5 separate regions of the Mus musculus genome follow, and regions 2, 3, 4 and 5 are each linked to region 1. Evidence: chromatin loops called from intact Hi-C (ENCODE). Cell type or tissue: left cerebral cortex. All regions are shown on one strand. Links, peaks and the distances in the headings refer to the core of each region. The heading gives the core; the rest is flanking DNA. Region 1 holds the start of Wfdc2 (WAP four-disulfide core domain 2). Region 2 overlaps Rbpjl (recombination signal binding protein for immunoglobulin kappa J region-like). Region 3 overlaps Sdc4 (syndecan 4). Region 4 holds the start of Sys1 (SYS1 Golgi-localized integral membrane protein homolog (S. cerevisiae)). Region 5 holds the start of Trp53tg5 (transformation related protein 53 target 5).

Region 1 (6,162 bases), core at 438-5,437:
ACTTATCAGCAAACCCCCATTGTTCATCATGAAATGGTGAACTGGCCACTGCTCTTCCCTGCCTCCATCCTGAGGACCCTCTCATCTGTCCGTTCTCTGGTGAGTCTGGGAATCTTCTCCTGTCCTCTACAGTCTAGCTACATGGTAGCATACTCTAGGAGAGTCCTTTGGAAACATTGGGACGAGTGTCTTTCTAAGGACTCACCTCTCTGGGTGTGCCTCGAGACAATGACCTTTAAGGCTCTAAGATAACTGTCCCAGGCCCCATATACCTTTGATTTCCTTTTACACATCTATCCAGCCAGCCTTCCTGTTCTTCCTTAAATGCCCCAGCAATGCTCTTGACTTCATCTCGATCGCTGCCTCCTCTGCCTGAGTGTGCTCACATTCCTTCTTTTGTTTCACGCCTTCTTGGTGAGGCTTCACCCACTGTCCCACGTACAAGTTACAGTGATGCCCCTTTCGTCCCCCTGCCCCGGGTACACTTCGCTCCTGTTCTCCTGTCACACAGCATGCACCTTCCTGTGACACGCTATAGAAACAGCTTGCTTCTTTCTCTCCTCACCACTAGACAAGAAAACCTAGCAGCCAGCCTCTCTAGTCTGCTTCGTCGGCTTGCACATTATCCGCATAGTGTAGATAAATAGTAGTTAAATTAATGAAATGGGTGGACAGGTCTGTTATCAGCCTCTTCCTTTTCAACTTACTGTAAGGGCCCCATACCTAGGCGTTTCTGAACCTTCTCTCCTGTTCCCACCTACCTCAGAATTTGGGTGTGGTGCAGGCCATCTTCCCACATCCATTGCGGCAGCATTTCATGTTGCCAGAACACTGGCTGTCCACCTGACACTGGTCCTCACAGAGGCCGAGCTTGGGTATGTCCACGCTGGGGCAGGTGCCCTGCTTTTCTAGGTAAACAAGGGAGTAAGGAGAAACTGAGGGATCCAGGGAGACAACCAGCAAAGCCCGGCTGAGCACCACCCTGGTTCACCAACAGCAGAGCTGCCTATCTGAGTTCATCATGGGACCCTGAGCTGCTCTCAGGGGTCCCAGGGAGAGACTATCTACAAACCTCTATTCCTGCTCCAAGATAACTTTGAAATCACAGAACCTCAGTTTGAGTCCCACCTCAGCCATTTTCTATCCTGGTGGCTTAGAGTACAAATCTCCCAGAGCAGCAGTCTTTAGATGTCGCATGGAATCTCTGTCAGCACACTGTGGGGTTGTCACAAAAGCAATTGTCCCCCCCCCCCACAGCCCACCCAGAAAGATCAAACTCCTTGGTCTGAGTATTCATAAGTGCCCCCACCTAACCAGCTCCTGTGGTGAGCCAGACACCGATGAGGCCCGAGTTCATCCAGTTCACCCAAGAATCTTAAAACAGCTAATGGTTCTGCTAATCCTTCCTTCCATTGTGGCTGGAAACGGAAGCAGTAAAGGGTTAAGTGTTTTGCCTAAGGCCATGGAGGACAGAGGCAGGATTTGAACCACAGATCTGGCTCCAGGGTGTATGCATTTGCCACCAGGCTCTGTGCTACTTTATAAGCTATAAAGTGCAGTGCCCATGAGAGAGGTGACACACATTCCCCACAATGACTCCTATAAGTCCACCGCCAGGTACACTCACTCAGAGCCACGGCCCTCCATACGTACATGGTCACCCATGCATATGCAAAAACCACCACCACACTCCACACACACCAACCCCACACCATGTTCCATTCCATAGAAGTACCAGGTGGGAGGCAGGCCCAGCGAAAGGAAAGATGCATACAGTGAAGTGTGTAGGCAGGTAAAGGAGAGGTGGACAGCATCCTGGCCTTGCTAGTACAGGTGCTCTTGGTGGCTACCCTGAGACAGAATGAGAATAACCAGGAGAGAATGTAGTACAGAAGGAAGCAAGCTATCTTGTGCAGAATTCGCACTCTTTTGAGAACCTTCGCATCTTGAGTACCATTGCATTTAGCCCCCACACCTACAGGTGGGTATTAACGTGCCCACTTTGCAGATGAGCAGGCAGAGTTTCAAAGAGCAGATTATTCAGGCTCACGCACTTAGGAAATGGCTATGATTCAAGCCTCCAGGCTCCTCCCGGGCTCAGGAGACCATCTGCCCTGTCCATCTGACACAAGGAAGCAATATCTTTATCCACCTGACAGCTGGATGTGCCAGTTGGCTCAACTCCATCTTTCCTGGTCCCTCTTTGTCCAGGTCCGTCCATAGCACATCCACAGCCAAAATCTGCCCTCCGTGGGCAAGTCTCATTTCCCCCTTCCACCTTCCTGTTCATAGCACCTTAGGACTCCTAAGTATAAATTGCTTCCAGTCATTCCTGGCATCTTTGAGAAAAATAATAAAGGCAAAAGAGGGGCAGGGGCTGTAGCCCCCCCAAAAGACCAGAAATTACAAACTTTGGTTTCTGTTCCCCCACCCCACCTCCTAGCCTCAGCTTTTCCCTCTTGGAAATAAGATGCTTAGATTCCACACCTCGGACACCTAAGCCTTCCCTGGTCACAGCTGGTGGCTTCGTGGAGACTTGACCTCCCGGTGGTTTAGTAGTGTGGTCAAGGCCCGCTGATTGAGTAGTAGTCCCAGTCTCTGAGAGTTTAGTATCTGTCCCTGAGAGCTCTCCTTCGCTCGGTCCTAAAGGTTGTGGAAATAAAGATACAAGAGGAAAATCCAGTGTCAAAGAAAGAAACGGAACCTCTGCCAGCCACAGGATGGCGGTGTAACTTTGTGCGAGAACATTTATTTTGGCGGCTCACTTCCACAACCTTAGGATGTGGCAAAAGATTTCTCCCTCCCTCAGGTACAAATCTTGAGTCTTGCTAGGCCAGACCGTTGAGGGCCCTGCGGGAAGAACCCCAAGGGGCAACAGGTCCCTAAGGCTCGGGTCCCGGCACTGACGCCACCCAGGGTTTGCCCTCCAACTCCAGCCTAGGAAGCCACTGCTCTCAGGTCCCGGAACAAAGTCTCGCTGTGCGTGCCCGGAAGCCCTTCATGCACCAGAGAATCGAATCCAGCCAGGAATGGGGGGGAGGGGGGCTCCTTCCCCTGGGCCGCGCCTCTGTGACGCCTTTGTCCCTCGCATTTACCCCAGGCCAGACAAGGGAGGCACGTGTGGATCGGGTTTCCACCGCTTTTCGGGCTCCCTGGATCTGGGATGCCCTTCTTCGCCAAACCCAAACCCGGGCCGCTCCCACCTCTCACAACCCCGCCCTGTCCCCGCCAGGTCACCCCGGGGCTACCATTAGGCTTGGAGCAGACAGAGCTGCAGCCCGCCTGGCAGCACTTGCGGTTGTCCGCACAGTCCTTGTCCAAAGTGCACTCCAACACACAGTCCGTAATTGGTTCAAGCTGGGGGCACTCGCCGGGTTTCTCTGCATCGGTGCCTTGGGATGGGTGGGTGGGAGCAGAGACTTGTCAGGGAGAACCGAGCCCAGTCCCACCCGCATATCCTCTCCCTGCTCCGAGATCCCCAAATTTCAACCCCAAGGATTTCGGATTCTTTGGCCCAGGGGCCCCCATAATATCATCCCAGAGAGCCTCACCCCCGAGCCAGGGGTCTCTGACACTAGAGAACTCCCCAATGCTTGGCTTCAAAGTCCCCAGTCCTCTGGGACTTGAGCCTCTGCTTGGAAGCTTCCGCCATCCCGGGAGTTTCCCGCTCCTCTTCATCAGGTCTCTGCTTTCAGAGCTGAGAGAGCCCCCGCCCTTCCAACTTTAAGCCTTCATTGATTCCCCCTCCCCCCTTCCCAGTACATTCCCCGGACCCTAAGCTTCAAGGATAACTAGCTGTAGGCCCCAGAGTTGCAAAAATTAAATATTCACTGGCCTCTCACCTTAGTCCCAGAACCCCGGCTTCTGAGACTCCGGCACTCTGGGCTGCACTCACCTGTGGCTGAGATGGGGGTGAACAGTAGCAACCCTAGTAGGAGGCCAGCGGCCAGCAAGCAGAGGCGACAGGCAGGCATGGTGCAGGTGTGACCTGCAGCCAGGATGGGGGGGATTTAAGCACTCGCGCGGGGAGGGGGGCGGGGCCGAGTGAGGGGTACAGGAGGCGGGTAGGAAGCACAGCGGGCAGCGCGGGCGCCCTGCCACCTCACGCCATTTCACAATCCCCCTGGATCAGGTGTCATTCTTGGCTCTGGTGGGAACCAGGAACCGAGACAGCTTCCAAGCCGGCTGCAGCCGGACACTTGTCCACCCCTCCCTCTCTTCCTACCTTTCTAAGGCCTGAGGGCAAGGCAGGGCAGTGAGAGCTGAAAGCTCCCTGGGATCAGTTTTAAAGAGTCTGTTGACTCCCCAGGAGTCCAAGATTAAGGAGAAAACGGCAAGGCTGCAGTGATGGAGCCAAAAGGAGGCAAAAGATGCTGGGGATTAAATGGCTGAGATTGGGGCCAGATGAACCACAGCATGCAGAGCCCTGTTCAAGGATTAGTAGAGGCTGGTGTAGTGGAGGCTACAGAAATAAGACTTATTAACAAAGGAAGCCAGCTGACAAGGAACACATCCAGGAAGGAGCAACACCCGTGCAATTTCCAGCTCTCTCGGGCATTTCTTTTGCCTTTTCTTACCCCAGTCCATTGGGGCAGGATAGAGTGTTTCACTACTATGACTAGAGAGTGATGCACAGGCTGGACCACTTCAGAGGCTTGTCCCCAACCGAAGTTCCAGGCTAAAGTTTTTGGATCTCCATTTCTTCCTCCAGGCTCTGTTTCCTCCAGATGCCTACCAAATGACACATAACAGAGAGAGTGTTATGGTGGTGACTATGCAACGCTGGCACTTCAGGATATCCTTCCCTTTATTATCAGGTAAAACTTAGCAGCGCAAACCGGGTGTCTTAGCATTTTACTGCTGTGAACAGACACCATGACTAAGGCAACTCTCATAAGGACAACATTTAATTGGGGCTGGCTTACAGGTTCAGAGGTTCAATCCATTATCATCAGGGTGGGAGCATGGCAGCATCCAGGTAGGCATGGTGCAGGAGGAACTGAGAGTTCTACATCTTCATCTGAAGGCTGCTAAGAGAAGACTAACTTCCAGAAAGCTAGGGAGAAAGGCCACCCCCACAGTGATACACTTCCTCCAACAAGGCTACCCCTCCAAATAGTACCACTCCCTGGGACAAGCATATTCAAACCACCACACTGGGCATGTGCAGGAATAGACTTTTCTCTAAGAACCTCCCTGTTTGGATTTGTATAGGCTTCCATAATAAATTCCTCACCCTTTCTAACCTTCCTTTGTTGCTTGATAGTAGACTCCTTGTGGAGTCTACTATCGTGTGCTCCTGGCCTCACATGATGTCAACCACCATATCCGGTTACCGTAATCAAAAGGGGGCTGTCCGGTGCTGGTCCTGGAGTGACAGGGACCAGGTTCCACCTCCTCCACTTCCCATTTGAAGGACCTTGGGTGAAACTCCTCTCCTTTTTGAAGAGCCATTTTTGTCATCTGTAAAAATGATGGTCGAGGGGTGGGGGATGTGTCTCAGTGGACATGGCATTTGCCTGGTGTGTGTGAGGCCCTAGGTTCAATGCTCAGGGCTACAGGGAGAGGGAAAGAATGACGATTAAAGTCATGCTCCCGCCAGGAACAACCGTGAATTCCGTAGTTGTTGACATAGGAACCCTAGGGCCTGGCGTGTGACTACCACATACAGAGCCACGAGTCCCCAACAAATAATAAATGCCCACTGTTACAAAGGAGCCTGATGAGTGTAGCCTACCTTCTATGTTCCTGAGCCCCATGTCCTTGGATTCAACCGACCTCTGGTGGAAAATATTTGGGGATAAAACTGCACCTGGACCAAGCACATGCTGGCTCTCATTCTTCTTGATGTTCCTTAAACAATACAGTGCCCAGTCCTTTATGGTGGAGGGTGTTTCGCAAGATTGAAAGCGCACCAGAACATACATGTGTTGTAGGCAAACACTGCAGATTTTTATTTAATACATTTTATCTTGAACCCCACTCCCCCCCAAAAAAAAACCATTTTATTTTTCTAACCATACAGCCCATTGAACCTGTCCGTGCATCTTTGCCAGTGGCTGGGCCTTCTCCACACATTGTGTTTCTGATGTAAGTTACTGGGGTTCAGTGTTTTGAAGCAGTTTGATAAGACCTTTATTAAATTGTTCCCGAAGGGCTTCC
Region 2 (6,162 bases), core at 325-5,324, 150 kb after region 1:
TGTGCGTTCGGGGGTCAGATCCCAGGAACTGGAGGTACAGACACTTGTGAGCTGCCAGGTGGGTGCTGGGGACTGAACCTTGGTGCTCTAGAATAGCAGCCAGTGCTCTTGACTGCTAAGCCATCTATCTCCCCAGCCCCCTATTTTAGTGTGTGTGTGTGTGTGTGTGTGTGTGTGTGTGTGTGACTGTGAATGAGTATGCATGAGCATTAGTACCTCTGAAGGCCTGAGATATTATATTCCCCAGAATTGCAGAATTGGAGTTACTGAGCTATGTGAGGTAAGCACTGGCAAAGGAACCTGTGTCCTCTGAAAGAGCAGCTGGTGCTCTCTAACCCCTGAGCCATCCATCTCTCCAGGCCCCTCACTCTCTTCTCTTGATGTGGGTAGGATTAACATATTATGTAGGGTGCTGCTGGGTTTATAATAGGTTACATTACATAACACAGGTACAGGATTAAGCAGATGTGTTAATGGCCACAATTAGTTGATTCATGAGAAAAAGAAAGAAAGAAAGAAAGAAAGAAAGAAAGAAAGAAAGAAAGAAAGAAAGAAAGAAAGAATCCTTGTGGATCTGACTTAGTCAGTTGGCCTCAGCAAAGCAAGGTGCTGTGAGTTCAGTAGCTTCAAGAAATTAAATTTGCAAACAGTCATTTGAACCTAGAGCATGAGTCCTGGGAAACCCTAAGCAGACCAGTTAGGCTGCACTTGGACTCCTTGGAAACGGCAGACAATGTATATGTGTTGTTGTAACCTGATACTTTGTGGTGATTTGTTGTGTAACAGACACCAGCACAGAGAGGTCGTTTACCTCCTGTGGGCTATTGTTTTTCCTAGCTAATAGGAGAATATTCTCTACTTTAGAAGGTGTTTGAGTCGGCTAACCATGGTGGTACATGCCTTTGATCCTAGCACTGGAAAGGCAGAGGTGGGGGGCGGGGGGGGGGGAATCTCTTAAGTGTTCCTGGCCAGCCTGGGCTATGTAGTGAGATCCTGCCTCCACCTCCCCACCCATAAACAAACAAAAACTAAGAGCAGTGGCTGCAGCTAGCCCATAGGTCGTGTGGAAAGGTCTTCTACACTGATTATTTTATTCTTCATGCCTCTTTATGAAGCGGAACCTAAGGTGCGTAAATCTTAAGTAACCCGAGGCCACCGAACTCACCTAGCAGACACACATGGCTCTGACCCTGGATCCAGCTACGATTAGGACAGCTTTCCTGCATCTTAAGGCACCGCTGAAAATGTGGGTGAGAGTGGAAAGAGTACGTATGAAACACATACAGTCTCTCCGAACTGGGCAAAACTGTGTGCAGAACTCCCAGTCGGACTACCAGCCAAAGTCAGGGAGAAAGGGCTCAAGGATGAACTCGGTTGGGAGGGGCGTCACCTCAGGGTGGGAGGGGCTTCACCTCTTTATTTTGACAAGGATTCCTCAGCCTGGCCTTTAACTCAAGATGACCTTGAATATTTTTGTCTATTTGTGGGGTTTTGTTTTTGTTGTTGCTGTTTATTGATACAGAATTTCTTTGTGTAGCCCTGGCTGTCCTGGAACTAGCTCTGTAGCCCAGGCCAGCCTGGAGCTCAGAGATCCACTTGCTTCTGCCTCCTAAATGCTGGGACTAAAGTCATGTGCAGCCACTGCCAGGCGACCTTGAATTTCTAATACCCTTAATTCTACCTCTTGAGTGCTGGGATCACAGGCACATGCCATCATGCCTGTTTGATGCAGATGGGGACCTGCACCTGGCTGTGTGCAGGCTAGGCAATTACTCTACCAAGTGAGTTACATCTCCAGCTCCCTGCCAGAATTCGCTTTAGCTGGGGTTAATCCATGAAGAACTCAATGGCGCAAGGCTTTGACTTGCCCAGAACTTTGCTTGCACCCCCATCCCCCAACCACCCCAGCAAGCAGCCAGCTGCAACAGGTGTTTGCCACTTCACCCATTCAGAGTATTATTGTACCACCATTAACCTTACTTTGTCCCTTGGGGTTTGGAACAGAGCCAAACTTGACTAGGGTTGGGGGGGGAGGGAGGGAAGGAAGAGGGGAAGGAGGGAGCCAGAGAGAGAGAGAGAGAGAGAGAGAGAGAGAGAGAGAGAGAGAGAGAGATTGATTTCACTTCACCTTTTTTTCTCTCTTGACATCTTCATGTTCTGTGCTCCCAGCCACCTGTACCTTTCCCAGGAACAGAAATGTCTTAAAATTGTACCATGTTATTTTAACTAATTTCTCTTTGTAGAAAACCTCAACAGAAATAGATGTCAGAGGACCCAAGGTCACAGCCTTTCTTGGTGGCAAGATTTCTAACTGGCGAGAGATGGGAACAGACTGGCGTCTTTGGTTTTGTCCTCACCCTGTCCCCCCCCTTATCCTGTCCCTCCTGCAGAACTCATGTTCCCACTGTAGCCTAGTGTGGAGAACCTCAGAGCCCAGACTGTGTATCAGTCAGGAGTGCAGGACTCAAAGCAAGGACAGGTTGTGTCATCAACCTGCCATGAGCTTCACCTCTCCTTGCTTGGAGCCTCAGTTTACCCAGAATGTGTCCTAGGGTAGTGACTCCCAGCTTTTGACTTTTTGTTGGCGTCATACAGGAGCATATGACAGAAGTCCAGATGCCCAGGACTCTCTACACAGATTTCAATCTATTTCCTTTTCCTTTTTCTTTTTGGCAAGGTCACTCTGACTATCCTGGAACTTATTACACGAACCAGGCTGGCCTTGGACTCAGAGAGATCTGCCTGCCTCTGCCTTCAGAGCGCTGGGACGAAATATGTTTGCCACCACACCTACTATAAAGATAGCTAACTTTTACAACTACCTTGCTGAGTCCAGTGAAGTAAGCAAACCCACAGGAGGGCTTTAGGAATTTTGTAAATTTCTTGGAGCTATGTGGAACTGAGCAAGTAAACCTCCAAGAACCCCAAGGCCACGGAAAAGATTATCTTGAAGGATTCCAATTGCTTTTTTTTTTCTTTCTTTCTTTCTTTTTTTTTTTTTTTAAAACAACCTCTTTTATGTTTGTGAGGGGAACAGTGCCACCTGGTGGCTTTCCTTTGCACTTGCAAGCCATCATTAGCTGGCAAAGCAATGGAATTCCTTAAACAAGGAGTTAACAGAGAGATAAACAAACAAAAAGTACATGGTAAACTTACTTTCATATGAACCTCACGGCCTAGTGGTAGCAACTCATACAGGAGGCAGAATAGAAGGCAGAAACCTGTGGCCAGGGATCTGTAAAGCCTTTAGAATAGATCTGGCCTGAGTTCACCATCTCCTGTCTCTGATAGAAATTACTGGTGAGATTTAAACAAGCGGCTGGTGAATTTTCACTTTACACTGGAAAACTGGGAAATCCTGTGACATTCTCCTAGCTCTGGAAGGCAGAGTAGTCGTGTGGTACAAGGGGGAACTATTTTGCTGTGGAAGAAGAGATAGGGTCCCCAAACCTTGGGGATGGGATTGCAAGTTAGAGAGGCAGATAGAAGAGTCAATGGCAGGAAGAAGATGGAGAGAGAAGGATTTGACGCCAGCGGACTCAGACCCTGGTCAAGAAATCCTTCACAGATCAGGCCTGCAGCTGGAACTCAAAATAGGGCAAAGTTAAAGTTTTGGGCTCAGACTCTTAGGTGGGGCCATTGGTTATAAGGTCTCCTGAGAGGTAACAAAGAGCACAGGATGCAGGCCTGGGCTCGGGATGCACCCCTCGAGGCACAGCATGGTCCCTTCCTTTGCTTCCTTCTTGTGTCAATGTCACCATGGAATGATGACACAAACTACATGAGGCGGGTACTTCATGTCGGGGACACAGCTCATCAGAAATGTGCCCTGCATTGTTCAGCCAAGATTCATAGTCTAGGGCCACAGAAACAAGCTTCTTCTAGGCCTTTTGTGGTCAATTCCAGCTTGTCAATAGCAGACGACAGAAATCAGTGAAGAAAACAACACCAATCCAGAAAAAGAAAAATCATTGGAGACTCTATGAAGTCTTTGTTTGTTTGAGGCAGGGTTTCTCTGTGTAGCTCTGGCTGTCCTGGAACTCACTCTGTAGATTAGGCTGGCCTCAAACTCAGAGACTGGCCTCTTGAACACTGGGATCAAAGGTGTGCGCCACCCCTGCCCTGCCACTCTATGAAGTCTTATGAATGAATTTATTTCTGGTTTCATAGGGGACTTTCTACATTTGGGGGCCGGATGGGGGTCGGAGGGGGGTTACAGGAAATGAACTCTTCCTCCTGGGCTAAGGAAAGTTCCAGATCGTTAGGGCTTTGAACCCACATTTCAGATGAAATCTGTCATGGTCAGGGTGTTATGGCTGTAGACCAACCTCATATTTCAAATCAATACTTCCTACCAGGCAAGACCAGAGACTGACATCCATTCTACCTATGTCTTTGGTTTTCATAGCCCAAGCCAGGATCCTGCCAGTTTCCTTTTCCTTAGAAGCACAGAGTAAGCAGGGTAAGGCTGACCAGAGCCGGGTGTAGCTCCAGCATGGGTCCCACATTCAGAGGTTTATTTCTCAGTTGTCTGATTTCTGAGTTGTCTCATTGTCCTGTTGTCTCATGACTTCTGTCTGCCTTGACGTGGGAAAGATATGTTCTGAAGAGGCCCTATGTTTGTCTCTGACTCTGCAGTGTTTTCTTGTTTGGTGTGGTGGTTTGAATATATTTGGCCAAGGGAGTGGCACTGTGAGGAGGTGTGGCACTGTGAGGAGGTGTGGCCTTGTTCTAGTAGGTGTGGTTTTGTTGGAGTAGGTGTGTCACTGTGGGTGTGGCCTTTAAGACCCTCATCCTAGCTGCCTGGAAGCCAGTCTTCTCCTAGCAGCCTTCAGATGAAGATGTAGAACTCTCAGCTCCACCTGCACCATGCCTGCCTGGATGCTGCCATGCTCACACCTTGATGATAATGGACTGAACCTCTGAACTTGTAAGCCAGCCCTAGTTAAATGTTGTTATAAGAGTTGCCTTGGTCATGGTGTCTGTTCACAGCAGTAAAACCCTAACTAACTAAGATACTTGGCATGGGGGTATAGCTAGTTGCTGGCTGCCAAGGTAGCCTCTAGGCTTAGGGTATCTGCTGCCTTAGAACCCCATTTCTTCTCCGCAGAGAGTCATAAAGGTGCCAGCTCCATCAGACTCTGGTTTGGATGGAATCCGGGGAGCACTCAGCCTTGCACCTTGCCATCCCTGTCCCCAGCACAGTGTTTCCCAGTCACCTGTACCTGGATACAGGAGGATCTTTAGCCTTAGGCTCTTCCTCTGGGTCCTGAAGGAGAAGTGGCCTTGGGACAGTGAAGAGAGCCGTCCTAGGCCTCTGCCTGACATTAATGTCATGGGATAGTGATCAGAGACCAAACCCAGGCGAGGGTGCCATAGAGAGTGTCACCACAGGCAGATAGACGCCTAGCTCTAAGAGGGACCTCATGGGATCAGGGCCCTAGACATTCTAGTCTTACTTCATGCAACTTGTTTTCAAGTGGGGACACAGATGTCTGGAGAGCAAATCCCCAATAGGCTTGGATCCTCAGAACCGGTCACCGACCCAGGAAGAGCCAGAAAGAGACAAAAGCGGAAGAATAAATCTATAAGGTAACAAAAACAGGAAGCACGCCACGCCGTGAAGACATTAGAACGTCACTCATGATTGAAGACAGTTACTGTATGTCTGAGGACAGTGAGTGGCCTGAGGTCAGGTGAGCTATCTCTCTCCTTCCTGCTCTTTTTCCCTGAGGGACAGCTGCGGGCCTGGAGTCAGCCTCAGTGGCACTGCCTAGGTGGGGCAGAAGAGATGGAAGTTGGTGCGTGTGAACTCGTGGTGGATGCTCTCCAGGAGCGTGTCCGCGTCGGGGGCAGGCTCTTGCGCGTTGGGCAGCCGTGGCAGCGCGCTGTATTCCGGGGTGTAGGTGAAAGAGAAGGGGCTGGGGTAGAAGAGCGCATCCGCGCGCAGCAAGCTCACGGGCACGGTGATGGGGGTGCGGAGCCAACGCCAGTCGCTGCCGAAGGCCGCCACGTCTGGCACTACGCACACCAAGGAACGAGGGCTCCTGTGGGCGGGGCATGGAGGTTGAAGCCAATCATAAACATTCCAGTCTCTGGATCCCTTGGCCCAAGCTGTTCCCACCGCCTCTCTGTACCTGTACATGGTTTCTGCCTCCACGT
Region 3 (6,162 bases), core at 638-5,637, 140 kb after region 1:
TAGATGTATAGTGTGTGCAGAGAAATTAATCTGCTTAGCCTGGGTAAAACCGAATTAGGAGATTCAATCTGCCACAGGAAGGATTCTGTCCCTTGCCCTTAACAAACAGCAGTGACTCATTCAGGCCACTTGGTGTGGTGAATAGACAGATGCTCGCCCAAGTGGAGAAGGTGCCACTGCCTGGCCCCGGCTAGGAGCTAGCTCTTCATTGAGCTGGACGGTGAGGGTCACCTACTAAACACTTTCTGGTGCTCTGGCCCATGTGAGGATGGTGAGGAACATGAGAAAGCCAGAGGTTTACAGCTCAGGGGGGCTTGAGTATAGGCATTGCGTTGGGCAGTTGAAGTAGATTGATTTTGGTCTGAAGGGAAAGATAGGAGAAGGTGTTTTGTTCTGTGTTGTCTTGAGAGGGGTGAAGAAGCTTGCCTCATCAGATACAGTAGCTGGGAGAGGTGCGAGGTTCAAGGAAAAAATCAGCAGGAACCACTGTTGAAGACATGGGAATGCAGTTGCCATGATAATCGGCCATCGTTTGCGCTCTGACGGTGTAGACATTAGTGTGTTCTGCATGTTTGTAGAATATGATACCTGTCAGTGGATGGATGCATGGGTCTAGGTGGGACATATGCACACGGGGAAAGACGGTGTATGCCATGGTGAGGAAGAAAGTGTCTGCATGGGTTGCTGCAGCCTGCTGTTCTCCTTGGTCAGGGCTTAATGCTAAGCTGTTGCTAGAGAGACTGCGTGATGCATGGAATTAGCCTGAGCCTTTGGGCTAGGGCAGCAGATGTGGGATGAAATAGTGGTGTTGGTCCACTCTAGCTGTGATCTTAGTCTTTCCTCTCTGACGGAAGTCATGAAGGTCGATGCTAATGAGGTGTCCTCTTGCTTGGTCTAGGGGGTGTGGTTATGGTGAGATTGACTGGCGGTGGGCGGGGCTGAGGAGCACATGGACCTGGAGCCAGCTCACCCCTTGCTCTCTCCTACTGCAGCTCTGATCGTGGGCGGCGTGGTAGGCATCCTCTTTGCCGTTTTCCTGATCCTGCTGCTGGTGTACCGCATGAAGAAGAAGGACGAAGGCAGTTACGACTTGGGCAAGAAACCCATCTACAAAAAAGCCCCCACCAATGAGTTCTACGCATGAAGCTTCCTCCCGCGAGCGCTGCTTGGACTTATTGGGGAGAGGAGTGGAGGGTTGTGGGTGGCGGGCGTTGGCAGAGAGCAGCAGGCACCTTAATGCTGACTTGTCAGTATCTCCATCTCTAGTCACCTTTCTGGTGTCAGAAGAGATGTGATCTTCTACTGTGCTGCCTGAGAGAGAGAGAGAGAGAGAGAGGGAGAGAGAGAGAGAGAGAGAGAGGCTGTGTCTGTGTGTCTGTGTCTCAGTTGCTCTGGCAGAAAAATGGGGTTAAACTTGCCCTTTCTGAAGGCAAGCCTAGAATTGGGTCTTTTGTTGTCATTGTTCCAAATTTCCAGAATAGAATATAGGACCAGTTTAGATCCTGTAGTAAACATGTCCCATCTATGACTGCCTTGATTATAGAGGCAAGGGGTTACTGTGTGAATCCCGGCTCCCTTCCACATGCTGTACACCCTATCCATCTGTCAGGAGCTGGGGCAAGGAGCCAGAACCCTCTGCGCCTTGAGATGAGTCTGCCATGAGAACTTGCTCACGCTGCAGAGTCTCTGTGGCGTACCTGGGGGCATTCTAAGTCCAGTGACTTTTGAAATTCAACCTTTTTTTAAAAAAAAAAAATCTAGGGAGGGCGGGGTGAAGTGCTGAAAGCTCACACTGAAGTGTGTTTGTAGGAGATTCATAAAACTAAGTTTTTAAATGGTTCATTCCTTTATGGGAGCGTCTGCGCCTGGGCTGAGTGTGGGGGATACACAGATGTTCTATCTAGAACATTTCCATTGCAACAGCTAAGTTTGTGTTTCGTGGTTTTTTTATGTTTTGTTTGTTTTTTGAAAATGAGAGAAGAGTTGGAGATATGATTTTTATGATTTTTTTTTGTTTTTTACTATTTATAGCTTCAGACAGGGCTGCTTTTCATCTTTCTATTGTCCCCCATGTTTTTTTTTTTTTTTTTTTTTTAATGCTCCGTGTCCTTGTTTTTGACCTTGGCCCTTCCTGAAGTTGCTTTATCTTACGAAGTAGCTACAGGGTTCTAGCAGTTTCCAGAATATAATGTAGGGGGATAGCGGGATATTTTTGTTTGTGTTCTTGTAATATATTATCCTTCCTTGGTTCTAGAAGAATAGATAAATATATTTTTTTAGGCTATAGAATGATATTACAGGTCCCATGTTGGCTGGATGGTTGCGTGAGTTTTCGTGTGGCTGAAGAGGCTGCTGCCCTCTTACCTTGCCCTGTTCCCGGTGCCTTCTTGCGAATGAGCTAGAGTAGTTTAGGGTCCCTGACTCGAACCCTCACTGTGCCTTCTGCCGGGGAGGAGGGGCTCCTGGGCCTGCTTCCTCCAGGCGCTCTAGATGCACAATCCAATACAGTGGCCTCGTGTGGCTGTATAACTCGGTTCACTTCAGACTACGTGATTGGAAGTCATTCCTCGGTTGCACTAGCCACACAAAATGCTCAGTCACCATCCCCCGGGCACCGAGGGTTAAGCTGGTTTAGCAGGTCATTGCTCAGCTTTGCTTGTCTCCCTGGGCAAGGGAAGGGGACCAGGAGAAAGGTGATGAGGCCCCAGGGACTCCTGTCATCTGGTACTCTCCCTCTTACAGAGGAGAGAGCTAGTGGCTTAAAAGGCCTGGGGTGGTGGGGAGATCACACCACTCTCAACCATACTCTGTTCCTGTGAGGCCCCCATCACCACCTCCGTGCAGGGTCCTAGCTGGCTGGGTCCTCTTCTAGCCTTGGTGCCTGCTCCTTTTCTGCACCATTCACACTGTTGTCTGTTACTGATCTTTTTTTTTTTTTTTTTTGATAAAAAGATAATAAAACCTGGTACTTTCTAGATTGTCAGCCTGTCAGTTTTATTTTTGGTTTCTCAAAACAGGGTTTCTCTGTGTAGCCCTGGCTGTCCTGAAAAGCATTCTGTAGATCAGGTGAACCTAGAACTCAAGAGGCTGACCTGCCTCTACCTCGATTAAAGAGGTGTGCCATCACACCCGATGCCATTATAAGATTTTGGGTTTCTTTTTAAGCTTTATTTTTATTTTATGTGTATGAGTATTCTACCTGCATGTACACCTGCGTGCCAGAAGAGGGCGTCAGACCCCATTACTGATGGTTATGAGCCACCATGTGGTTGCTGGGAATTGAATGCAGGTCCTCCATGAGGAGCAGCCAGTGCTCTTAACCACTGAGGCTTCACTCCAGCCCATTTTAAAGGGTTTTTTTTACAAGCCATTCATTCTGTATCCCTTGAACTCAATGAAGCCAGAGGGAGACCTTTTGGGGTGCCAGACACGGGCACAGACACGAGACAGCAGTAGGGCTTTGGAGGTAGGAGAGATGCCAGAAAATGTGCCCGTTGCTCTGGGCAGCACATCCTGTCTCTCCCCATTTTAATTAAGCAACACTAGGTTTAAAAACAAACACAGGCCACAGAGTCCCTCGGGCCTTTGGGATGGCTCAGAGTCTTAAGAGCACTTGTCACGCCAGCCTGAGGCCTCCAGTGTAAGTCCTGGACACAACGGGAGAGAAGCAGCTGCTGACGTCACACTCCGACTGCCACAAGTGAACCGTGGGGGCCACACACACTTGGACACACGTGGACACACACGCTACTTAATAAATCAAAATAGGAAAAAATAACCCTCAGTTGAGTCCCTGTGTGTAGAAATCGTAGTACTTCTCATAAAAGCCTTAGAGCTGGAAGACAAATCGACTTTGCCAGCTGTCAAGACTGTACTATAACCAGACATGGCTGAGAGGAAACAAGGCCCCAGACTGGCTCTTTCGTGACACAGTTCCTGCCTATTTCCGTGTCACCTGCCTGGTCTCTGTGGGCTGTGCTATAGTTGTCACACTTGAGAGTCTCATAAGCAGTAAAGGGCCTGTTGCCAAGGATCCCACCTGTCCTCAGCTTATCTTTGCAGAGTGGAGCCTCGATTTGTGGCCCGTTGACCTTGGTGACTTGGGTTTGGCACCATGTGGCCCCATGGGAAGAAGCAGCCAGAGGACTTAACTACACCAGCCAGGAACTTGGTGTTTCATGGTTGGGCCTGTTAGCACAGCTGCAGGAAACAGTCGTTAGAAATGGGACAAACTTCATCTGAAAGGTTAAAAGAACGTGTCCAAATCGATCGTTCACCAGTGGCGGAGGTAGGATTTGAATCCACATAGTGAGGGCCTATCAGAGGGTTTCCATTGCTCACAGTCCCTTCACTGTGGGGGTGGTCGGCCTTCACAGCACCTGGTCTCATATCTCTCTAGGGACCCTAAGTTCTGTTTCCTCGAGTCCCTTGGGTGAGTTTCTGGCTCTCGTAGTTCACCGCTTTTCCTGTAGCGTGAACTCTGAATGGGCTAGACCTGCTCAGTTTGCACAGCAGCCACCAGCCACCATGGCTCTTTAACATGTAAAAATGGAGTTGCTCAACAGCTACGTGTAGCTCATGGCTCCGGGATGGAGTGGGCACAGGATGTCCACCGTGTAAGGACTTTAATGATACCTGCATTTAGACTTCAGACGCCATCGGCTGTTGCCTTCCTTTCCCATAGTCTGCAGTGGGGAAGGCCAGAGGTTGACTGTGTGCCAAGTGGCACTTCTTTGGGTAAGATATTAGCGTCAAAAATGTTGGTTAGCTCTTCCTATGGAAACATTGTCCTTAAATTTAGGGCCTTACAATGACAAACATCTCTCATGGTTCCCATGTGTCACAAACACAGGAGCAGCAGAGGTGTCTCATGCAGTATTACACAGTCGTCATCCAGTTATGGGCTACGTTATAGACATCTGGAGGGCTGACTGGGCAGGAGGCTCTATTTCCAACTGAGAGAGTGCGTTCACAGGTCTGGAAACTTGGCTCTAGCTGTCTGGCAGGAGGTCTCAGTTGCTCACCTCACGGATTAACGTAGAAATGTGTGTCCTCGTGACGTGACCTGGCTTCCCAGAGTCAGTGATCCGAGAGAGCCAGGTAGAAGCTACAGGGCCTTTTAGGTTTTAGCTTTGGAAGCCACACACTTTCCCCTGCATAACATCAGTCAGTCAGGAATACAGGTCTGTCCTGTTGACTACCACAGAAAACAGCACAAAGGCAGGAATGTTAGGAGAGGCAAGGCTGACTGGAAGCTCTGCTAGTCATATTTCCTGACTGACCAAACATCTGAGAGAAAGGCATGGGGATATATTTTGACTTGAGGCAATCTGTCCTTATCTGACTCTGTGTTTCTGGGCCCTGGATGAAACAAAAACACGGCACAAAGGCGTGTTGGGGCAAAGTTACCTCATGGTATGCAGTAAGCAGGGAGAGACAAGGAATTGGGGACAAGCGTAACTAATTTTTAGGGCACACCTGTAGTAACCTCCTTTCTCAAACTAGGCCGCACCTCTCCCGTGCACCACCTCCGAAGGACGCTATATTATAGATCCATCAACGAAGGCATTAATCCAGTCATTTCCCCCGAACTCTTGGCAAGCAAGCCTCGGTGAGGTGGGCACTTCATATCCAAATCAAAATAGAAACCATCCCACAGGTTGTGACTGTACACTTTGTCACCTGTCAATCCGACACTGGGGTTGTCTGGCAGGCGAACACTGATGTCATTTCTGAGAAGTGAACAGGATTATTGTATTGATCCACTCTTACCCCATGATCTGCCAAACTCCAGAAACCTTTGGAGCACTGACCAAGGCCTTGTCTTAGTCAGGGCTTCTATTCCTGCACAAACATCATGACCAAGAAGCAAGTTGGGGAGGCAAGTTGGGGTTTATTCAGCTTACACTTTCCACATTGCTGTTGATCACCAAAGGAAGTCACTGGCACTCAATCAGGTCAGGAAGCAGGAGCTGATGCAGAGGCCATGGAGGGATGTTCCTTACTGGCTTGCTTCCCCTGGCTTGCTCAGCTTGCTTTCTTATAGAACCCAAGACTACCAGCCCAGGGATGGCACCACCCACAACAGGCCCTCCCACCCTTGACTAATTGAGAAAATGCCTTACAGCTGGATCTCATGGAGGCATTTCCTCAAGGGAGGCT
Region 4 (6,162 bases), core at 507-5,506, 100 kb after region 1:
AGGTTCAAAGCCAAGTGAGACTGCTCTTAAGTCTAAGATCTTGGTCCCTATGCTAAACTGATCCTTAAAAGATGAGCAATGGTCCTAAGAGACCTAGGATGCTAACAAGTCCAACCCCTGGTATACACAGGGAGCCTGGGGCCAGGAGAGGAAGAGGAAAGTAACTCAAGCGATGGCACAGGAGAAGAGTGTAAGCCAATTCTCCCGGTGCCTGGCGTCATTCTTTCCCTACCTCACACTACATTAAAGAACGCCATCAGGCACATACAGTGACAGCTGAGCTTTGTACTTAATTCAGAACAACAATGGAGACCATGACGGGGCCAGGCCACAGAAACACACTCTTGACCCATCTTACTACTCCCAAGAAGAAGTGCCAGCCTGCCTCATGCTTAAGTTTAGGAAGTTAGACCCCGAAAGACAGATAGTAGAGCTGGTGATACTCACCAGGTGAGGGCGTTGAGGACGAAGGACATCATTGAGAGCCGGCCTGGAGGGGTGGAGAAGCCCAGGATCTGAAGGGGAATCACAAAGGGGACATGCTAGAGGTGGCTTTGCACAGCCAGGATCCCAGCACAGAGCCGATGGCACGAGCACTCTTCTCAGAGGACAGGAGACACCATGCTCTCTTCACACGCATCCACTCGGATCTCATTTGAACCTCATGGTATATGGGGAGAGACTACTATTCTCCATTTACAAAAGATGCAAGAGTTTAGGGAAGTTGCCTGAGGCAATAGCTTGTCTAGACAGCAAGAATCAAGTCTAGGAAATCTCCTTAGCAAACTGTGGCTCCACAGGTCAGGCTTCTGCTTCACAGAAACACAGTTCACAGTATTTTCTGACATATTGTTTAGGATTGCTTTTACACTGTAGGGGCAGAGTTGAATAACCATGACCAAAAGCCCGTTAGTATCTCATCCTTCCAAAGCCGTCGGCTGAACTCAGGCTGTGGACATCAGGCCACTCTGCAACAAAGCCTGATTCCCATTGGCCCTTACAAGAAGGATGGAGTCACCCACAAGGTGCCACTACTCAGCATCTGCTATGTTTGAGATACTTATTGTTGACAGAGTACTACCAAATACTAAATACCTGTGCCATACTTCAGCTTGCAAAGGCCTTTGACATCCATGATCTCACAAAGCTCCTAGTGTCTCTTTCCACAGAATTAGTTACCCAAAGGCCAATGCAAACAACAGTAGCAAACACAAGGACTCCATCCCAGGTCTCCCGAACCAAGAACTTTGTTCATATCAACTATCACTGTCTCTCCTCTTAGCAACCTCTTAGGCTTCCACTATACCTCACAAAGCATTTTGGTTTTTTTTTTTTTTTTTTTTTTGAGACAGGGTTTCTCTGTGTTACCCTTGCTGTCCTGGAACTCACTTTTGTATAGACAAGGCTGGCCTCAAACTCAGAAATCCACCTGCCTCTACCTCCCGAGTGCTGGGATTAAAGGCGTGTGCCACCACACCCGGCACGAAGCATTTTCTTATTCTTAAACCCCTCTGGGCCTTTTAACATTTTACTATAGGTAACATGACAGGATTATCCTGCTCACTTTGCAGAGGATAAAAGGGATTGGAAAGGCAAAACAACTCTTCAAGTTCTCTCAGCTAGATTGGACCCTAAGCACAGCAGGCTCTTTGAACAGTTCACCACCTCGTACCAACAGTGTGATATTGCAGACGGGAGAGGAAACATTTGCCCAAGTCACAGGGCAGAGAGGAATTTAAAGGGACCTATCTGACACCAAGTCTTAACAGTTTCCACTTCATCATTACGGATGCCCTTTTGTCTATCCCTCTTCTTACTGTGGCTCCTGACAAGCTCAGCTGGGAGAAAGGAAGTCATTTTTCTAGAGGGTTTCAAGAAAGAGACATCATGTTTGCCCGGGACACAAGTCTGTTGACTGTAGTATCTGCCATGTGTGTTCAACCTCTAGCCACAAGCTGCGGAGCTGGCTACGAGGCTAAGCGCATAGGCAGCCAACACAACACTGTAAGGTTCTTTAAAACCCTATGAGATTTTGCTTGTTTGTATCTCGAACGCGCAGTTCCTGAGCGTGAACTTTGTAGATCACTACTTTGCTTCCTAGACTCTATCTCCTTCCCTGTTCTCGTCGTTCCGTTTTACAGATGGGCACCGGGGTCGCGCGGGGAGCGCACACTGAAATCCCTTCTTAAAAAAAAAAAGTGTCCACAAAATGAGAACTTGGCCCAGCCGGATTTAGAGCTCGGCGGTGCCCCACCACAAAACCCCACTCCTTTCCGCTAAGCTTACCTCCGCGTCGAACATCTGGTCCAGGGACGGGCTGCTGCGCACCAGCGCGTCCACCAGCGCCAGCCACAGGCCCAGAGAGCCATAGTAGACGGTCTGCATGAGTACGATCTGCGACAGGATTAGCAACGGGTCCCACACGTAGCTGCGGAACTGGCCCGCCATGCCGGCCCGCGGGGCTCGGCAGCCGCCCGCGCCTGTCAGTGCCACCACGCCATCGTCCCGCGGCCGCCGGGATACCTGCGGGAAGACACAGGGAGCTGCAGCCGGCGGGCCGGCCGTCGCCTTGGTAACGGCGCGGGAGGGAGGGAGGAGGGCCTGGGACCCGGGAGCAAGCCCATTCCCGGGTGGGAGAGGCGGGGCGGGCGGACCCACCCGTTCCGACCGCCGGGCTCCTCCCGGGTTCACTCACCCGCGACCGGCTCGAGGGTCGAAGCGTCGGAGCGCGACCGGACCTCGGCACTGGCCTCCTGACACAGCGCTGACAGACAGGACCATGGAGCGGAGGACCCGCCGGCCTAGAGAGGCCGAATAGCTGCGGCCCACGGCTTCCTGGGAAGGGAGAGCTTCCGGGGACGGCAACCGAGGGGCATTGCGCAGACGCAGTGGATGAACCCTACACGCCATCCAAAGGGGCCCTTGCGAGCAGCCCGGAAATAAACTCTGCACATGCGTAAGATGAAGGATGAAGGCAAACGGAAATGAGGCACAAAACCGTGGGTCTTGCGCGCCCTCTAGAGGGAGATTTTTAAAATCCAGCAGGTCCATTCCTAGGAGGGAAAGGGGTGGAAGGTCTAGACTTTAAAAATAAAATAAATAAAATAAATAAAAAATAAAAAATAAAATAAAATAGCATTCACTGAGGAATGGTGAGATGGTTAGAGGGCTAGATGCTTGCTGCCAAGACTGACGACCATTTTATATCTTGAACTCACATGTTGGAAGAAAAGAACTGACTGCCTCCTGTAAGCTATCATCTGACTATCACACTCATAGAAATACAATGATAACAATATAAAAAAATTTTTTTTTGTTTTTTTTCGAGACAGGGTTTCTCTGTGTAGATCTGGCTGTCCTGGAACTCACTCTGTAGACCAGGCTGGCCTCGAACTCAGAAATCCGCCTGCCTCTGCCTCCCAAGTTCTGGGATTAAAGGCATGCGCCACCACACCCGGCAACAATTTAAATTTAACAAAAGGGAACTTTTCTTTTTTTTTTTTTTTAAAGACAGAGTCTCGTGGGACCCCGACTTAGAGCGTTTCTCCCTGGAAGGTAAAGCCCCTGGACGTTCCCCAAGCTTGTTTCCCCCGATCTCTAAAATACAGCCAGAAAGAAGCTCTTTGTTCTCTATAGCCAGCAAAAAGCCTTTTTGTTTCTATACTTTACAACCAGAGATGCCTGCCTTCCTGTGCCGAGGACATGGAGATAAAAATTCAGAAAGAACTCACTCCCCACTCCTGCCTTGTAAATTTCACCAAGGACACCCGGAAGAGAAGAACTCTCCTCCCAACTCCTCCCAATTCCCCAGCTAGCTGTTAAAAGCCCCCTACTGTCACCGCTCAGGGTCAACTCCCAGCCCCTGCACAGCAGAGGGACTTCATCCTCAGCTACCTAATAATAAAACCTCTTGCAGTTTGCATCAGGTGTGGTTTTCTCTCGGGTCACTGGGGTGCTGGCCAACTCATCCTGGGACTTGAGCAGAGGCCCAGCTTCAGGGGTCTTACAGTCTCACTATGTAGCCCTGGATGGTCTGAAACTTGCTATATTCCAGACCCACATGGAATTCCCAAGGACTCCCAAGGAAATAATACATTTTAAAAAATGACTATTTTCATTTTAGATTCTCAGTGTTTTCTTTCTTTAGTACAGAGTTTTCAGGCTCTTTTTTTTTTTTCTTTTGGCCTCTGCTCCCATTATACACATGTTTAAACTAAAGGTCAGAGAAGAGGGGCAACATACTGTCTTTTGTTTTTGTTCTTGTTTTTGGAGACAGGGTTTCTCTGTGTAGCCCTGGCTGTCCTGGAACTCACTCTGTAGACCAGGCTGGCCGCAAACTCAGAAATCCACCTGCCCCTGCCTCCCAAGTGCCGGGATTAAAGGCATGCGCCACCACTGCCCAGCTAACAAACACTCTTAAAAACATAAAGTTAGCCAGATGGTAGTGGTGCACACTTTTAATTCCAGCATTCAGGAGGCAGAGGCAGGTGGATCCCTGTAAGTTTGCAGCCAGCCTGGACTACAGCATGAATTCCAGGACAGTCAAAGCTGCACAGAGAAAAACCTGTCTTGAAAAAAAAAAAATCAAAAACCTAAAATAAATAAATTAGTTAATTAAATAAAGTTAATGGCAAAACAGGTTTTGGTTCTTGTTTTCTCGAGACAGGGTTTCTTTCTTTGTGTAATCACACTGCTGGCTTTCCTAGAACTTGCTTTGTAGACCAGAATGGCCTGGAACTCACAAGAGATCCACCTGCCTCTGCCTCCCAAGTGCTGAAATTAAAAGTGTGTGCCATACTGCAGCAAAGGAGACATTATAATTCAATGTTTCCAGGGATTGCAATGGTGGGTTTGTGTCCATTGGAGGCTAGGCAGGTTTGGACACATGAGACATTGCCCTGTGCTCAGACACGGCTACATTTGATGGCAGGAGAGTGGGTGTTGAGGTGGCTCATCCAATGAGAAGAAAGCACAGCTTCTGAAATCACGCCATGACCTTGCCTGCCTCCACATTCATTTTCGATCTCCGCCTTCTCTGAGAGTGAGTAGTGGACAGTTGGCAAATATTTGCTGAATGAATCAAGAACAGAAAAGGGCAAAGGCAAATCCATGACTGAATTGATTTCTGTTCCCAGAGACCCAAGCTCCCCACTTCCACAGAAGAGCACGGGAAGGGAAGTGAACACTTCTGAGGAAGACTGTGGGCTTTCGCGCTGACTCTGCTGCTTGCTAGCAGTGTGACTACAAAGCAGCGCCCCTCTTTAAACCTCAGCTTCCCTTTTTCTTTTTCTTTTTTTAAAGATTTATTTATTTATTATATGTAAGTACACTGTAGCTGTCTTCAGACACTCCAGAAGAGGGAGTCAGATCTCCTTACGGATGGTTGTGAGATGGTTGTGAGCCACCATATGGTTGCTGGGATTTGAACTTCAGACCTTTGGAAGAGCAGTCGGGTGCTCTTACCCACTGAGCCATCTCACCAGCCCTTCCCTATTTCTGAAATGAGGAGTTGGAGTGAATGAACATTCTCCAACATCTAATCGACACTGTCTAAGAACTTTCCCGAAGGCCCCACATAGCTGCTAATCAGACTTTTCAAAGAGCAGCGATGGTCACGTGACCACTTAGAATTGCTAGGACTCTCGACAAAAGTAAAGAAACAAGGCTCTAGCCAGGGCACGTGATTTCTCTTACAGTCGGAAACTGTAAATAATTCACCTGGACTCTAGTCTGAGGATTGCTGAGCCACTCCTCTGCTCCATCATCTTTGAGGCACCTCAGTTCAGTTCAGCATAAGTGTTCAGACTCCTCCAGTTCACAGACTTGCAGAACTCAGTGTCTGTGAGACTGTCAGGGACACACATGAGTGATGGAAATCTCATAGCCCAAGACAGCTGAATGTGAAGAAACCGAGGCTGGCCAAGCAGTGGTGGTGGTGTATACCTTTAATCCTAGCACTTGGGAGGCAGAGGCAGGGAGGCAGGGAGGCAGGGAGGCAGAGAGGCAGAGAGGCAGAGAGGCAGAGAGGCAGAGAGGCAGAGAGGCAGAGAGGCAGAGAGGCAGAGAGGCAGAGAGGCAGAGAGGCAGAGAGAGGCAGAGAGGCAGAGAGGCAGAGAGGCAGAGAGGCAGAGGCAGGAGGATATCTGAGTTTGTGGCCAACCT
Region 5 (6,162 bases), core at 729-5,728, 93 kb after region 1:
TGTCTCCACTACAGTGTGAGCCAGTCTACAGCCATACCACCCAAACTGTGCCTGATTTCAACTGAATATAAGCTCATTTTATTCTAGGAATTATACAGAGAAAAAAAGGTCACAGGTGCCAGTCAACATATGTGGCCTGGCTGGAGATGGGCAGTTTGGGAACTCCCCTTTTCATGGATTGACTTGTCGGGCCTACATCATGTTCTCAGCTCTACCAGCAACCAGTCATGTGAACTTATAAACTACATAACCTTTAAAAATCTTAGCTTCATTTAAAAAGAGGGGTCCATCTTCTTATCTTATAGGGAGGTCATGATCATATTCACCACCTGCCTCATACTGAGCTTCTCCACAGATGGGTGTGGCCTTTTGCCCCTTCACCCTTTACCCCTGGAGACACAGTCCTGATGCTGTCGCACATTTCAGTGATGTCACAGCTCCCCTGCCTGGCAGCTCCAGCACCATCCTATGTTACTCAGCCGAGCGCTGCAGTGCGAGGAGCAGGGTGCAGGCAGCACTGGTCCAGTCTTGCTCCTACAGCCCCAGCATGAGTCCATCTACAAAGAAGAGGCCGAGGGATAAAGTGCCTTCTAAGGTCAGACCTTGTCCTGGAGCCCCGGCAGGCCCCATAAAAGGGGTCTAACCAGAGAATCCAGCCACAGCAAAGACAGTCTCTCCAGTCATGTGGGAAGGGGAAAGGGGAAGGTGAAATAGAGGCCGGTAGAGCTAAAACTCTCTCAGTTCTGTTCCAAACCCAACATGCCAAGACTCCAGTCTAGGACTGCTCAGACCGTACTCAAACAGGAAAGGCACAATACAGGAACTCAAGGGGATTCCCCTATACTAGCTCTCTCTCTTTCTTCCTACCCCTCAGATGCAAGATGAGAAACTGCAGGACAAGATAACCCAGCATGTGAGCAAAGTGATTGAGCGGAATCGACTTAAAATGGTGAGATGTTCTATTTTAGCCCCTGCTTAGGGAAGCCAACCCCTACCTGAAGTGCCACCCCCAAGTGCTAGACCGGGTGTGCCATGGGAGCCAGCAGACTCATCCCTGGGATGAGCCAAGCAACACACAGGGGATGAAGGGCTCCCCTGGGAGATCTGGAGACCTCTTTCCGGTTTCTTGACCCTGGCAGGTATTAAAAAACTTGTCCCTCTTGAAGCTATTCAAGAGCTCAAATAGCCGGATCCAAGAACTCCATAAGCTGGCCAGAAGGTGCTGGAATTCAATGCTCAGAGTTCCAAAGATCCTGCAAATCTCTTCTAGGTAAGCTTGCCCACACCCCCTCTTTATACACTCATAAAATGGACCCAATGGCTATCTTTTCCAGGAACAGAAATTGTAGTAAAGGATTGGAAACAGTGGCCCTCTTTATAGAAGGGCTCTGTGCAACAGGTATTCACTCAAGCTATTTTACTGATAGGGCCTGAAGCCCAGGAAGTGAAGTGATTTAGCTTGGCCAGTTGAATTGATAATTGGTAGAGTACCTGTCTCAAGTCATTCCCACCTCATAGCAAAGCTGTGGCTGTAACAGCGATCACAGTCACCTAGTGACAGTGAAGGGCCCACTGATCACTGGGGTACTGAGTGTGCATGTGCTAGGGAGCTTTCTCTGCCTCCTCTCCCTGGCAGCCTCCTCTCCCTGGCAGCCTCGCCCAGAGACTCACTCACAGACTGCCCTCTGAATCTGATGACCCATGCATCTTGCTCAGACCCTGATCATTCGTAGGTCACTCTAGAATTTGAAGAACATGTGTGTAAGTGTCTGCTCTCTGCTTGGCACCCCTACTTAGTTCCTTCTTCACAACAATCCTACGTGTGCCCCATTTTTATGATGGAGACCCAGGGCTCTGGGAGGTTACATGTCTCACCTCATCTGGATGATCAGAGTCTAGCATGTCTGTCTCCAAAGACTGCTGCAGTCTGCTGCGGCTCCACTGCTTCCTACTTGGCAGATCCTGAGAGCCGCCATCCACTGGCATCACTCTCATCAGCTAGGATGAGCTAGCGTGGGGTTTTGCCCAGCTGGTGCAGTACTCCTGAGGAAATCTCCTTTCTGGTGAGAGAGTGAGAGAGAGAGAGAAAGAGAGAGAGAGAGAGAGAGAGAGAGAGAGAGAGAGAGAGAGAGAGAGAGAGAGACTGTTAATTCCTTCCTGAGGCTCTTTCTTTAATGTGGCCTCCCAGATACAGGTGACTGGGAAGCCCAGAACCACGTGGCTCAGGGTCACAGAACACCATGGTTCTGAAAGCACAGAAACATCTCTTAGAAACAGTTGTCCCTAACTAACCCTCAATGTGAGGGGCATCTTACCTTCATCCTGCCTTCTACCCAGGGCAGGTGAGGGTACTGGAGAAGGCTCCTTGGAATGCCATGATTTCTCAGAATATAATTTGAAAGGAACACTGGACAGTCTTCCCTCTCAGTTGAGACAGAAGCCTAGTATACTGGCAGGTGCCAACAACATACTATCCTTAGGCTCCTCAAATACTGGTCCTGCTATCTGACTTCCCGAGGTCTCACATCCATTCTGCCCATACTACTCTTACACCACACCCAGGCTCCAGAGACATTTCTTTTCAGTCTGGTTCAGGGAGCCTGGTAGAGCTAGAACTCTACATAGCAACCACCTCAGGGCTGGGTTAGAAGGACCCTTTTAGCCTTAATCTGCTGATGGTCTTTCTTCTCCCTGCCAGGGACAAGGACAAAGTGAAACAAAATAATATAAAATTCCAAGAGATTAGGGTCCTTGAAATGAGACCAAATTCTAAGAAGGCAGAGTCCGTAAAGGAACCCAAGCAAAAAACATCCAAAAAGTGGAAGCCCAAGCAAGGATCTAAGGGGTCACCTGCAGCCGTGACATGGAGAAAAAAGCAGGAAACATTTAAAATCTCCAAGGTAATAAAGAGTGGTGGCTTGCAAGCCAGGGCCCAGAAGAGGAAGACCTACGTTAAGAAGCCCCGAGTTGTCTTCTTAAAGACCTACCATCACAGCACTACCATGGGGAAGATGAAGGCACTGGATATAACTGACCAGTTGGTCTGGTTTGAGGGGCTTCCCACACGCATACACATCCCAGGGCGCCGGATCATGTGTAGATCGTCTACCTACCGGTGCCTCAAGCGCTCCTGCACCCGTTTCTGCTGTGCATCACTCTGAGCTGCCTACGTACCATCCACACTAGGTAAGTGTGACACCACCTCAGCCAGGCTCATGCTCGGGGCTGTGGGTCTTGGTGACTGTGGTTGGCAGTACTGGGAGACTCCATTTCCAGAGAGGGGAAGCAGGCCACACAGCAGGCTAAGCTGGGCTGAGGATACATCTTGGTCTGACTCTGAGCTCCAGGCAAGGTGCGATGGCATTGAGACCTGATATGCACCATCTCAAATGAGGAGGCCTCAGGAGAGTGGAAACCACTCTGTCTCTGAAGCTCAATTGATGTTTAAACCTCGGGAGGAGGAGCCACACTGGGCTTAACTGCGTCACTTCCCTTTAGACCAAATCAACTCTGATTTACTCACATTTTAAATAAGACTTATGCTACAGAGAAAGTTCTTAAAGCAAAGACAAGAAACTCTCCCCTTCGTTGGTTGAGGTTCCCACGAATGGAAGAGGCCGACTGTGTCATGAAGTCCACGTTAATGTGTTTCCCTTTGGGAAAACCAAAGAGCTCCAACTTGCCACAAAAACCAAAGCGCCCAGGCCCTGTGCTTGCTCACCGAATAACAGCTCCCTCTAGGGGCGGTTCTCATAACTAACAGGATGCTCTGCTTTCAGGTGGTGTGTAACCCTAGACGGGAACTTGAATTGTAAGAAGTAGAGATCGTGCTATCAGCTTAGTGGAAGGGATAGGCAAGACAGTCGCAAGTCTACAAATAAAATCTCCCCTATGGCACTACTGGCTCTGCCTATCTGAGGCTGACATCACATAAACATGGAGCAAAGGTTTCCTGGGGAGGTGCAGGGGAGGAGGGTGGGTGTGTATGTGTCATGAGTCGGCTATCCTCCTCCATCCCTTGGCTCCTAAGGTCATTTTGTAAAACCAGAACAGAAAATCTACCAAGCTGTGTCCTTCAGCCTCCCCCAACTCCCCACAAGGTGGTCCCTTTGAGCAGTGCACACTTCCTCTATGAAGTCAGAGCCCACTTGTCTCCTGGGTACAGGTACCTCATAATGGTCCTGAGATCCAAGGAGCAGCAGAGACTTGTATGCCTCTACAGCAGGTGACTCACCCAGGCTTGCTCAGAGAGGAGTCACCAGAGCAAAGTTACCCTCATTCTCCTGGCTTTTCTCCATTCTACTTTCCTAAGGGGAGAAAGTCACACGGACTTGGCCCACAGTCTTCCCAGAATCCAGCTCCCCATAGATTGTCAGTGCTTGTGGTGTCAATAACTGGGCCTCCTTGGTCACAGTTTATGGATCCTGGCCAACCACTCTAACCTTGGTCAAAGATCATGGGAAAACCAGGACAGGTGGGATAGGCAAGTGTCCTACAGCTGAGGTCTAACACAGGTTCGCCCTTGAGCCCTGGCTCTGGCTAACTTGATCTCATCTCTGTCACCAGTTGTCAGCAGGAACCATAGGCCTTGTACACACAGCTCGGGAGAGTCAAAGGATCCCAGGTCTCCTCCCTGGAGCTGGCTTCCATGAGTGTGCCTGCCCTCAGGTGAGGCACCAAAGGGCAGGTCCTCCCACAGAGCCCTCTGGGAGGGAGAAGGATGGAGATCGGCCTCACTTGCTCCCACACTGCTGCTCCCTACTGGGCCTGGCACTGCCATCTGTATTGGAGAGGCAGCCTGAGAACATGGACCGGCCAGAGCCACACATGGCATCGGGAGTGTCCCACTATACTGCTGTTTCTTAGAGGTGGAGCCCAAGGGCATCTGAGCACTCTGTGGCCCACCTGTGTATCACCACCCCTACCGCTTCCCAGGACCCTCCTCCCCAGTTGCTCCTCTCCAGCTGTTTTCCTGCTCAGTGGTCTCCATTTTGGGTCCCATCAACCTTGGTAAATAACCTGTTCAATCTCTTCCCAACCTCCTGCTTATTAACCTGTGACCTCAGACCAGCATCCCTCAGTAGGTGCTCAGGGCACAAGCTCTGTCTTCATGGCACCCAGTTCAGAGAGGGACTCGGGTGTACCAGGCTCCAGTGGAGAAGGCCTGGCCAAGGTTGACATGCTGCAGTCTGTGCCCTGGAGAGGAGTTAGGCTGAGGCCTATGTGCAGAGGCTGAGGTACACCACCACCAAGGGGAGGAAGGGCCTGGTGAAAGGCACAACTTCTGCCTCCAACAGAACTTCTTCCAACGTGGCCATGTCCCCAAGCCCTGGACATTTGTGACTGCCATCTGCTTACATTCCACTGCCTCCTTTCCTGCATTTAACTACTTAAGTCTGAACAACTTCTGGGTTTGGTAAGATCCACTATTTGAGAAAAGAGTATCCCAGAAATGGCACTGAACTTACTCTGTAGAACAGGCTGCCCCCTCTCCCCCATTCCAGATCTGCCTACCTCTGCCTCCCGGGTGCCGGGACTGAATGTGTGCACCTCCACATCTCACTATTTCAATTGTTTTTGTTTGTTTTTTTAAGGGACACTAGCTGGGAGAGGTGGGGCCTTTAATCCCAGCGTTGGGGAAACAGAGCTAGAGGGATCCCCATGAGTCCAAGGCTACCCTGGTTTATATAGATAGCACTTGCCAAGTCTACACAGTGAGACCTTGTCTCAAAAAGAGAGGGGGTACCACTAACACCCACCTGGAGGTTCTGAAGTAAATGAAGCTTATGTGGAAGGTCAGTTTGTGGGGTGCTGAAGGATTTTAGATTTCCCCCAAGTTTCCTTCACAGTTCCGTTCCCTAACATCCCAGGCTTGGTCCTGCTTCTCCCTTGTGAGCTGCTAATTGGCTGCCAATAAGGTACTAGCTGTCGGTTTCCTAACGTATCTGGATCAAGCTTGGAGCGTGAGTTGTGTGGTGTGGAGCTGAATTGTTAACACCTTCTTTGTGGTCCCTCTCTCCGTGGATTAAGTGAGAATATTCATGGGCAGGGTGAGGCAGACTGGTAAAAAGAGTCTCTTCTATAAAATGGGGATGCAGGAGAGAGACTGCTAACTTTTATAATCATTGGTCATTGCCTACTTTCCAGATCTGCGTTACATGT

Evidence for each region. Peaks named below come from ENCODE experiments on the same cell type or tissue, not always from the same donor. Only the 100,000 strongest peaks of a DNase experiment are listed, where the experiment ranks them.
Region 2: a loop joins it to region 1, with 5 times the contacts of the local background. A loop is called at or near these places in 7 of 42 quality-filtered maps.
Region 3: it touches region 1 in a loop (2.3-fold over the local background); 7 of 42 quality-filtered maps call a loop at or near these places.
Region 4: a loop joins it to region 1, with 2.1 times the contacts of the local background. A loop is called at or near these places in 2 of 42 quality-filtered maps.
Region 5: it touches region 1 in a loop (5-fold over the local background); 4 of 42 quality-filtered maps call a loop at or near these places.

Annotation. Positions count from the first base shown.
Region 1 is chr2:164,560,538-164,566,699 of GRCm38, reverse strand. Wfdc2 (WAP four-disulfide core domain 2) reads right to left here and starts at 3,984. Exons shown (of 5, transcript NM_026323.2): 1 at 3,896-3,984; 2 at 3,249-3,392; 3 at 2,488-2,643; 4 at 762-908. The coding sequence starts at 3,974. The coding sequence ends at 763. In left cerebral cortex, for the core only: a CTCF peak has its summit at 2,717 (motif pointing right); a DNase peak (open chromatin) is centred at 2,750; H3K4me3 peaks cover 557 bases.
Region 2 is chr2:164,414,255-164,420,416 of GRCm38, reverse strand. Rbpjl (recombination signal binding protein for immunoglobulin kappa J region-like) reads right to left here. Exons shown (of 12, transcript NM_009036.1): 11 at 6,138-6,162; 12 at 4,969-6,047. The coding sequence ends at 5,774. Among named protein-coding and RNA genes, the nearest start is that of Matn4, 13 kb to the right of the region's middle. In left cerebral cortex, for the core only: a CTCF peak has its summit at 3,043 (motif pointing left); a DNase peak (open chromatin) is centred at 3,060.
Region 3 is chr2:164,421,068-164,427,229 of GRCm38, reverse strand. Sdc4 (syndecan 4) reads left to right here. Exons shown (of 5, transcript NM_011521.2): 5 at 993-2,983. The coding sequence ends at 1,144. Among named protein-coding and RNA genes, the nearest start is that of Sdc4, 19 kb to the left of the region's middle. In left cerebral cortex, for the core only: a CTCF peak has its summit at 3,216 (motif pointing right); DNase peaks (open chromatin) are centred at 1,086, 1,633 and 3,490.
Region 4 is chr2:164,457,654-164,463,815 of GRCm38, reverse strand. Sys1 (SYS1 Golgi-localized integral membrane protein homolog (S. cerevisiae)) reads right to left here and starts at 2,845. Exons shown (of 4, transcript NM_025575.3): 1 at 2,696-2,845; 2 at 2,287-2,523; 3 at 448-515. The coding sequence starts at 2,448. In left cerebral cortex, for the core only: CTCF peaks have their summits at 2,128, 2,330 and 3,019 (motif pointing left); DNase peaks (open chromatin) are centred at 1,998, 2,594 and 2,899; H3K4me3 peaks cover 1,510 bases; H3K27ac peaks cover 1,055 bases.
Region 5 is chr2:164,468,036-164,474,197 of GRCm38, reverse strand. It overlaps Trp53tg5 (transformation related protein 53 target 5), which reads left to right and starts at 474. Exons shown (of 5, transcript NM_001271575.1): 1 at 474-595; 2 at 875-949; 3 at 1,140-1,270; 4 at 2,699-3,186; 5 at 3,780-3,894. The coding sequence starts at 548. The coding sequence ends at 3,161. It also overlaps a transcript of Sys1 not described here and a transcript of Dbndd2 not described here. In left cerebral cortex, for the core only: a CTCF peak has its summit at 3,756 (motif pointing left); DNase peaks (open chromatin) are centred at 2,035 and 3,743.